2 separate regions of the Homo sapiens genome follow, and region 1 is linked to region 2. A link is an interaction called in ENCODE POLR2A ChIA-PET data of the cell type or tissue named here. Cell type or tissue: Panc1. All regions are shown on one strand.

Evidence for each region. ChIA-PET counts read pairs that join two places held together with the same protein. Peaks named below come from ENCODE experiments on the same cell type or tissue, not always from the same donor. Only the 100,000 strongest peaks of a DNase experiment are listed, where the experiment ranks them.
Region 1: POLR2A ChIA-PET joins it to region 2 with 10 read pairs; 2 of 35 experiments call an interaction of 5 or more read pairs at or near these places.

Annotation. Positions count from the first base shown.
Region 1 is chr10:30,242,085-30,247,084 of GRCh38, reverse strand. No RefSeq gene overlaps it. Among named protein-coding and RNA genes, the nearest start is that of MTPAP, 100 kb to the left of the region's middle. In Panc1, no CTCF peak of the experiment used is centred here; no DNase peak of the experiment used is centred here.
Region 2 is chr10:29,699,123-29,704,122 of GRCh38, reverse strand. It overlaps a transcript of SVIL not described here. Among named protein-coding and RNA genes, the nearest start is that of SVIL, 67 kb to the right of the region's middle. In Panc1, no CTCF peak of the experiment used is centred here; no DNase peak of the experiment used is centred here; H3K27ac peaks cover 582 bases.

The DNA.
Region 1 (5,000 bases), 540 kb before region 2:
TTTTAAATTAATTTTTATGGCAGGAAAATACACATAACATAAAATGTACCATCTTAACCATTTTGAAGTGTTCAGCTCAGTGGTATTAAATATATTCATAATGGTGGCCAACCATCACCACTATCCATCTCCAGAGCTCTTTTCATCTTGTGAAACTGAAGGTTCATCGTATATTTTATTTAACCCAATATGTCCAACATATTATCATTTCAACATATAATCATTATACAAGTTTGAGATATTAGACATTTTTTTCACTAAGTCTTTGAAATCTGGTGCATATTTTGCCTTATATCACATACCAATTTAGACAAGACACATTTCAACTGTTAATAGCCATATGTGGTTACTGGCTACCACATTGAACACCGCAGATCTAGTGGAACTTCACATTCTGCATAGATGAAAATATGGTTTAGAACAGTGCATCTCAAACTATCTCTAGTGAAGAATTGGTGTTTCTGTTGCTTTTTAAAGGAAACTTCAAGTTTGTTTTGGACTGATACTTTTGTAAAGTGGAAATAAAAAAGAATTACTGGAAAAAAATAAAATCAAGGGCCGGGCATGGTGGCTCACACCTGTAATCCCAGCACTTTGGGAGGCCAAGGTGGGCGGATCACTTGAGCTCAGGAGTTTGAGACGAGCCTGGCCAACATGATGAAACCCCATCTTTACTAAAAATACAAAAAAATTGGCCAAGCGTGGTGGTGGACACCTGTAATCCCAGCTACTAGGGAGGCTGAGGCAGGAGAACCACTTGAACCTGGGAGGTGGAGGTTGCAGTGAGCCAAGATTGCACCACCACACTCCAGCCCGGGTGACAGAGCTAGACTCCGTCTCAAAATAAATAAATAAATAAATAAAAAGGAAATGTAAAATGCAAGCTTGATTTTTAAATGTCAGATTCAATAGACATTATATCCTATACTCTTACTTTGAATTTCTGCATTTTTCTTGTCACAGGCCAATAATACAGACTTCACAGAGCCCAGACAGTCTGCAGGGATCCTGGTCTAGAATGTGGTGGGGCTCACTTGTCCTCTAATCAATCTTGTTAATTCCTGCCTCACTTATAGTTGACTAAAAAGATGGCATGCCTCTGGTGATTTGATTCTCAGAGGCCCCAGCTAGGGAAACAGTGCTGCCCTCATTTGTCCAGTAAACAAGTCTATGCACACGCAGCACGAATTCTGTTTGCACTTTCTCCAGTCTCTCAGAGTCTGGGTTAATCTATTTTTGTTTGTTTGTTTTTGTTTTCCAGGCCTTACAGAAAGTCTCTCAAAGGCAACTTCCCTCTTCAGTCTTTTTAGCACAAACTTCATGAGAGTTTCAGTTTTCCATCTCTTTTCTTTAGAGACAGGATCTTGCTCTGTCCCCCAGACTGGAGTGCAGTGGTGCGGTGGCCCAATTACGGCTCACTGCAGCCGTCCCGGGCCCAAGTGACCCCCCACCTCAGCCTCCTAAGTATCTGGGACCACAGGCTCTTGCCACCACGCCTGGCTGATTTTTTAAATTTTTTTAGAGTTGAGCTCTCCCTATGTTGCCCAGGCTGGTCTTGAACTCCTGAACTCAAGTGACCCTACTCCCTTGGCCTCCCAAAGTGCTGGGATTATAGGAATGAGCCACCGAGCCTCGCCAATTTTCCATCTTTTTAATACAATTATAACAGGGAGTTAGATTTGAGCCTAAAATGAGTTTCATATAGGATTCAAACAGATCAAAAGAATGAAAAGGAAAGTCAGCCAGTGGTCTCACTGAGTGCCTGAGGGGTCTCTTCCTGGGAGAGAGTGGACCAGGAGCATTGACACTGCTGCGACAAGAGACAGAGCCCTCGCTCCACAGGACGATGCTTACTCATGGCTTAATAACCATTTGTCCAGCACCTCCTGTGCATAGACCATGTACTTTATATAGATTATGACCTTTAGCACTTCCCCTGAAATCAGGGAGCAGGGCTAAATATAATTTAATTCTTTATTTATTTACTTATTTATTTTGAGACAGAGTCTCGCTCTGTTACCCAGGCTGGAATGAAATGGCATCATCTTGGCTTACTGCAACCTCCATCTCCCGGGTTCAAGCAATTCTCCTGCCTCAACCTCCTGAGTAACTGGGATTACAGGTGTGAGCCACGGTGCCCAGCCTATAATTTTATTCTTTGGAGGTAAAACTTTCACTTAGTTCAAAATTCAAAATTTACTAAAGGATATACAGTGAAAACACAGCAAAAAGTCTTTCTCTCATCCTGTCTCATGCCACCCAGGTGTTCTTGACACTGGCACCCATTTTTATAAGCTTCTTGTGTATCTTCCTAGACATCTTTCATGCTTCTGCAAAGACACATTTTTCCCCATTGTTTTGTCTCTCTCCTCCATTTGTCATTGTATCATGGTAATTATTCTAGATCAGATATTAAGTGTTTCCTCATCCATTTTTAGAGCTGCAAACATTTCCTTTGAATGGATAAATTATCATTTATTTAACCAGCCTCCTACTGTCAGAAATTTGTTTCTAGTGTTTTTTTTTTTTTTGCAATTGTAAACAATGCTGCAAATAATATATTGCATCATTGTTACTTGTTTTATGTATTAATGTATTATGTATTAATGTATGTGTGGGATAAATTCCTAGAAATAGACTTCCTGGGCCAAAGGGTTTGTGCATTTGTAATTTTGAGAGTACTTCCAATCTGCCTTCTCAGCAATGTGTGAGAGTGCCTATTACTTTATTTTTAATTTTTATTTTATTTTATTATTTTTTTGAGACTGAGTCACTCTGTCACCCAAGCCAGAGTGCAGTGGCAAAATTTTGGCTCACTGCAACCTCCGCCTCCCAGGTTCAAGTGATTCTCCCCGCTCAGCTTCCCAGGTAGCTGGGATTACAGGCGTGCGTCACTACACACTGGCTATTTTTTAAATTATTATTATTTTTAGTAGAGACGGGGTTTCACCATGTTGGCCAGGCTGGTCTCGAACTCCTGACCTCAAGTGTTCCTCCTGCCTCGGCCTCCCAAAATGCTGAGATTGCAGGCATGAGCCACTGTGCCTGGCCGAGGGTGCCTATTACTTTAAACCCTCACCAAGAGAGTAGCATCAATTTTTTTCTAATATAAGTAAAAACTGGTGTCATTGTTTTACTTTGCATTTATTTTCTCATAAGTTAGGTTGAGTATCTTTTAGAGTTTTAGGCTCATTTGAATTTTCTATTCTGTTAACTATAGCTTTTGTAAAACTTTTAATTATCTTTTCTATTGTTTTATGATAATTATTTCTAAATTAGGGAGATTAGTTCCTTGACTACAATGAGCCCCCTCATTTGCCATTTGTCCTTTGACTTTGGTATTGTAGCTTTTGCTATGTAAATATTTTTAATTTTATATGATAAAATATATTAATTTTTTTTTCTTTGCTTAGAGCTAAGAAAGGCTTCCCCATTTCAGGATTATTTTAAAATTATCTCATTTTTTCTTCTAATTCTTTGTGATTTTATTGCTTGCATTTAAGACTTTACAGTATCCAGAATTTGGGCCAGGCACTGGTGGGTCACACCCATAATCCCAGCACTTTGAGAAGCCGAGGCAGGCACATCACTTGAGGCCAGGAGTTCAAGAGCAGCCTGGCCAACATGATGAAAACCTGTCTCTACTAAAAATACAAAAATTAGCTGGGCGTGGTATTGCGCACCTGTAATCCCAGCTACTCAGGAAGCTGAGGCAGGAGAATTACTTGAACCCAGGAGGCGGATGTTGCAGTAAGCCAAGATGGCTTCCAGCCTGGGTGAGAGAGGAAGACTCTGTCTCCAAAACCAAACTAGCAAAAATGTATCTGGAATTTATCCTAGTATAATATATGAATAGTATCTAATTTATTTTTTTCTAGGTGGCTACCCATTTGTCCTACCACCATTTATTAAATAATCCATCTTTTTCTCAGGAATTTAAATCCTACCTTTAATATATAGTAAATGTCAATTTGTATTGGGGTCTGTTTTTTTGTATTGATTTGTCTATTCATGTGCCAATATATCATACTGTTTTAACTTTACAACTTTATGTTTTAATATCTGAAATGGCTTATCACTCTTATTTTCAGAAACTCCCTTGCTTTTTTGTTGTTGTTATTTGTTTTTTGTTGTTGTTGTTTTTTTGAAATGGAGTTTTTGCTCTGTCACCCAGGCTGGAGTGCAGTGGCTCACTGCAACCTTTGCTTTATGGACTCAACCAATTCTCCTGCCTTAGCCTCCTGAGTAGCTGGGACTACAGGTGCACGCCACCATGCCTGGCTAATTTTTAAGTTTTTAGTAGAAACGGAGTTTCACCATGTTGGCCAGGCTGGTTGCTGTCTGTTTAGTTTTTAATATGAACTTTAGAATCTGCCAATTTCCAACAAAACCTGGTTGGTATTTTTATTGGGATTGTATTAAATTAATAGATGAATTTAGAAAGAATTAACATCTACGTGATGTTTTGTCTTCCTGCAAACGTGATGTACCCTCCCATTTGTTTACATTTTTTTGTTTCTCTCAGTAGTGTGTTTAAAGTTTTCTTCATATAAATCATGCCCATTTCCTGTTAGGTTTGTTCTTAGATTGTTTATCTTTTTTTATTGCTACTATAGAGTTTTTTTTTCCATTATGTTTACTCATCTACTTTTTTTTTTTTGGTAAGAAATGGGGGTCTTACTATGTTGCCCAGGCTGAGCTCATCCTCCCACCTGGGCTTCCCAAAATGCTGAGTGACTGTTTTCAGTATTCTTTTTCTTTTTCAGACAGGGTCTTGCTCTGTCACCCAGGCTGGAGTGCAGTGGCGCGGTCTCGGCTCACTGCAACCTCCACCTCCCGGATTCAAGGGATCCTCCTGCCTCAGCCTCCTGAGTAGCTGGGACGACAGGCACCTGCCATCATGTCTGGCTAATTTTTGTATTTTAGTAGAGACGGGGTTTCACCATGTTGGCCAGGCTGGTCTCGAGCTCCTGACCTCAGGTGATCCGCCTACCTTGGCC
Region 2 (5,000 bases):
CAGTTCAAGAACCCACCTGAGGCTAGGCACAGTGGCTCATGCCTGTAATCCTAGCACTTTGAGAGGCCGAGGCGGGAGAATTATTTGATGCCCGGAATTCGAGATCAGCCTGGCCAACATAGGGAGAGACCCCATCTCTACAAAAAATTAAAAAATTAGCTGGGGTGGTGTCATGTGGCTGTGGTCCTAGCTACTCAGGAGGCTGGGGTTGGAGGATCACTTGAGCCCAGGAGTTTGAGGCTGAAGTGAGCTGTGATCACACCAGTGCACCCCAGCCTGGGCGACTGATCTAGACCCTGGGCTCCTTCCCCCAAAAAAACAAGAGCCCACCTGACAGGGACTTTGGAGGAGAGACTTGGCCTTTACTGTTAACTTTCCCCAACTGTTTGTCAGGGCCACTGAGGAATCCCATTTGGGATGAGAAACACCCCACATTGCAGGGCACGGCTACCTGAAGGCAATCCTGAGAATCCCCCTGGACGTTGGTGTCTGGATCCTTCTGATGCCTGCCTGCTGGTTCCACGAGTCTGCTGGCCCCAGGCCAGGCCCTTTGTCGGAGCCCCCGCCACAGGGGCTGCTGGCGTGCATCTGGAGAACCAGCTGACAGAAGGCCTGTGTTCTATTCCCCTCCCCTTCTCTGCTTCACTTGCCATGAATGAGCAGAACATGAGTGGAAAAGAGTGATGCATTTGGGGTGGAAGATGCGATTGTCAAGAGCAGGGTTTCTGGCACCAGGTGGTGGAGAAGGAGAAAGGCCTGACATCTCTGGAGCAGTGGGGGGCTGGTCTGGGGAAGGGGAAGCGCAGAAATGCTCAGCATCTGGCGTTTCACCCTCACGGTGATCCAGGTTACCCTCAAATCCAGTGTTAAGAGGGAACGTTAAATAATGAACCCAGAGAAACTTTAAAAACAGCAGAGAAAAATTATGAAAATGGAGGAATAATCCTGCATCTGTTTCAAGGTTAGAATTTTGTTTTTGCTTTTACAGAAACTAAGCTCTCTCTTTTTTCTCTATTAAAAATAAATGCCTAGATCCTTTCACATTGCACCCTCGCTTACATGGGGCCCCTTCACATTTTTGAACTGTCTTGGACGAGAGCCTAAGATCCAAGATGCATTCTTTTTTTTTACAGCAAAGTGAAAGGAAATAAGACTCATTCATTTAACGAATATTTGTGAGGCAGCCTGTGAAGTTGCCTTAGAATCTGGGCCAGGTAGTGAGATCAGTACGATTCTACCCTTTTTCTCCTAAAGTCTGAAGTCAAAGGAGGCAACTTCAAAATAAATGAAGGTATCTATGATGGGCTGAGTGTTGAGAGTTTGCACCAGGGACAGCTCAGAGAACAGCTGCGTGGGGACAGGAACTATCTGGGTGAGCAGATTGTCCACAGATAATTCAAAGTCATCAAAGGTCAAAGGTCTGTGAGCTGTGCTTGTTTAGGGATTCATTTTCAGTGTCTCTGTAATAAGTTTTGAACTGATGGCTGTTAGGGTTTCCAAAGGACAGAACCTTGCCTTCTTTATGAAATGGAATAATTTTATTGATAATTTCTACATCTGATAAACCTCGTGAACGTGTGATCTGAGCTAACTTCCTGATACTGGCTGCAGCTTTGCTCAGTATCCAGGGAGTAGCTGAGTGAGCTCAGAAACACAGAGCCCGTGGCTGCTCTGTGGGTCCATGCAGTTGTTAATCTCACGCAGAACCCAGCGGGGAGGTCAGTGTGGATGGTTTTTGTCTTAGATCCAGTGAGACATATAAATGCTGTAAGACTCTGGTTGCACTGTTGAATGTGGATTTTTTTTCTTTGAATATTTTTTTCTTATTTTGATGGAACATTTATTCAAAATGTAGCACCTCCTCTGTCCTTTATGAAGTTATAGTATGGGACAGTTCATTGTGACACACTTTTAAAGCTCTTTACTTTTTTTTTTTTTTTTTTTTTTGGAGATGGAGTCTCGCTCTATTACCCAGGCTGGAGTGCAGTGGTGTGACCTCAGCTCACTGCAATCTCCACCTCCCGGGTTCAAGTGATTCTCCTGCCTCAGCCTCCCGAGTACCTGGGATTACAGGCACCTGCCACCACGCCCGGCTAATTTTTGTTTATTTTAGTAGAAATGGGGTTTCACCGTTTTGGCCAGGCTGGTCTCGAACTCCTGACCTCAGGTGATCCATCTGCCTCGGCCTCCCAAAGTGCTGGGATTACAGGCGTGAGCCACCGCGCCCAGCCTATAGCTCTTTACTTTTTAACATGCCACCATATCTTGTCTGACATGAGATTATTCATTTAGAAACATTTTATTTGGTCTTCCAAATACATTAGAATGTCAGCCACAAAAGATAGCTTGGGGCCTTATAATTGAACCATTTACTTATAAGATTTCAAGTGTCAAGTTGCAATAATTTTCTGCAAAACATAAGTAACTATTTTATGAATATGTATTTGTGATGAATGATTTCCTACACAAATGAAGAATCTATTTTAATAGAAAATGGTAACTGGATATATTACTAGATACAATTTTTTTTATTTCCCTATTTTCAGTTTCAATAGGGAAAATTAAAATTTTCCCTGTTACTTCCTTATTTTATTTCCCTATTTCAATGAATGAAATCATAGGCAACTCTAAGTCTCTTGAGGAAACTTGGGCGTTATACATCTCTCTCTTCTCCCAAACTCAAACTAGCTTAAGCAAAACATGGAATTTGTTGACATGAATAATAGGAAAATCCAATGATGAAGCTGGCTGCAGATGGAACTCAAGAGTTTTTTGGGTATTGGCCTTATTCTCTCTTGGAGTACAGGGGCCTGAGAGGTGGCCCCTGGAAGCTTTTCCAGCTTCAACCCAAAAAGAAAAAAGAGAGACCATCTTTCTTCTAGTGCTACTAAATCAGGTCTTGTGGAAGGAATCTCTTTGGCTGTGGACAGAGGAGTGGGTCTGTGCATGGTCTATTTTTGCAGTGAGGGGTGGGTGGGGTATGGTTATAAGGAGAGAGGAAGAATTTCCAGATGAATAGAGGGGTATAATGCAGGCAAAAGCCATACATGTCCACTGTAACATGCAAATATGATCCATACCTGTGTGCACACTTCAGCCCTGCATCAGCTCAAACACAGGCGGCAGGGCTGGAGCGTGGAGAGGAAGGTGGCCCTACCAGCTGGGTCTACAGCTTGTCTCCTTCCTTCTGAGAACAGTCAGGTGAGCCTTGAAGCGATGGGCTAAGGTGCAGTGCTTCTCAAGCTTGTTTTTGTTAATACTCAAATAACCAAGAGGACTGAAATCGTGATTGCAGGTGGGGGTAGGGGTGCCACAGGTAACTCCTGGCTCACATAAAGAATGGAAATAGTGGCCAGGCGCAGTGACTCACGCCTGTAATCCCAGCACTTTGGGAGGCCGAGGCAGGCGGATCATGAGGTCAGGAGATTGAGACCATCCTGGCTAACACAGTGGTGAAACCCCGTCTCTACTAAAAATACAAAAAACTAGTCGGGTGTGGTGGCGGGCGCCTGTAGTCCCAGCTACTCAGGAGGCTGAGGCAGGAGAATGGTGTGAACCCGGGAGGCGGAGCTTGCAGTGAGCTGAGATCGCACTACTGCACTCCAGGCTGGGCGACAGAGCATATCTCCATCTCCAAAAAAAAAAAAAAAAAAAGGAAATAGTAAGAATTTCTTCTCTGTGTTATAAGCTATGGGAGGGGAGTCACTGAGCAGTGTGCCCAAAATTTTTCCTGTGTGACATTTTCAGGCTGTAGTGGGTGGAAAGATTTTGTAAATGTATCTTCTTGGTGAGAGGGTGTCCTCTGAATCTGCTGGTAGGTTGGAGTGTTTGCAGGGAAATGTTCATCAAAGGGCTTGCTCTGTGAAGAATGTGACTTAGGATGATCTTTATTTTACGTGCATTCCATCATATGTAAACAAAGTTAGGGTCTCAACATTCCCACTAGCACCTTCAGCCAACTCCCAAGCTTCTGTCTCAGCAAAGCGTTTGCTGTAGAAGCCTACACTTTGAACCCATCCTTATTTTAGGTGAAATCATTTATTTCGTCTATGTTTTTACTCTCTAGTGTGTCATATCTTACTTTTTCACTTCTTGAAGAAAAAAACCAATTCTGTCCTGAGTTTGGAAACCTTTCCTTGGTAAGCCAGGGCCCATTTGTGTAGAGTAAGCTTTTCAAATCACTTTACAGTTCCTTCCACATTTGTTGAAAGGGAGAGTTTAGAATACAAATCACTGTTCAGTAGCCAACTGTGTTACCAGCCCATCAATGCCCTGAGGACACTGCATAGCAGACATTCTCCCGCTGGTGCCTTCAGGTGCCCGGAGGCCTGGGCCTGAACTGGCCTTCCACACTCTTGGCTGGAGATGTGGCTCCATCTGGCTTCACCTTCAGTGCCTCCTAACTCGTCAGTAACACTCAGTAAAGAATTGAGCAGAACTTACTGAAAAAGCAAAACGTCTTTGTGAGTTTTTATGGCTTCAGCGTGTCCTGAGCTATCTTTAAAAATAGAGCAACTTGGGCTGGGCATGGCGGCTCACACCTGTAATCCCAGCACTTTTGGAGGCCAAGGAGGGTGGATCATCTGAGGTCAGGAGTTGAAGACCAGCCTGGCCAACATGGCGAAACCCCATCTCTACTAAAAAATACAAAAATTAGCCTGGTGTGGTGGTGCACGCCTGTAATCCCAGCTACTCAGGAGGCTGAGGTGAGAGAATTGCTTGAACCCAGGGAGGCAGAGGTTGCAGTGAGCCAAGATTGCACTGCATTTCAGCCTGGGTGACAGAGCGAGACTCCATCTCAAAAAAACAAAACACAAGCAAACAAAAAGAGGTGGTCATGGTGATGCATGCCAGTAGTTCCAGCTACTTGAGAGGCTGAGGCAAGAGGATTGCTTGAACCCAGGAGTTGGAGGCTTCAGTGAGCTATGATCACACACTGCATTCTAGCCTGGGCAACAGAGCAAGACCCTGTCTCTAAAAAAAATAAAAAATAACATACA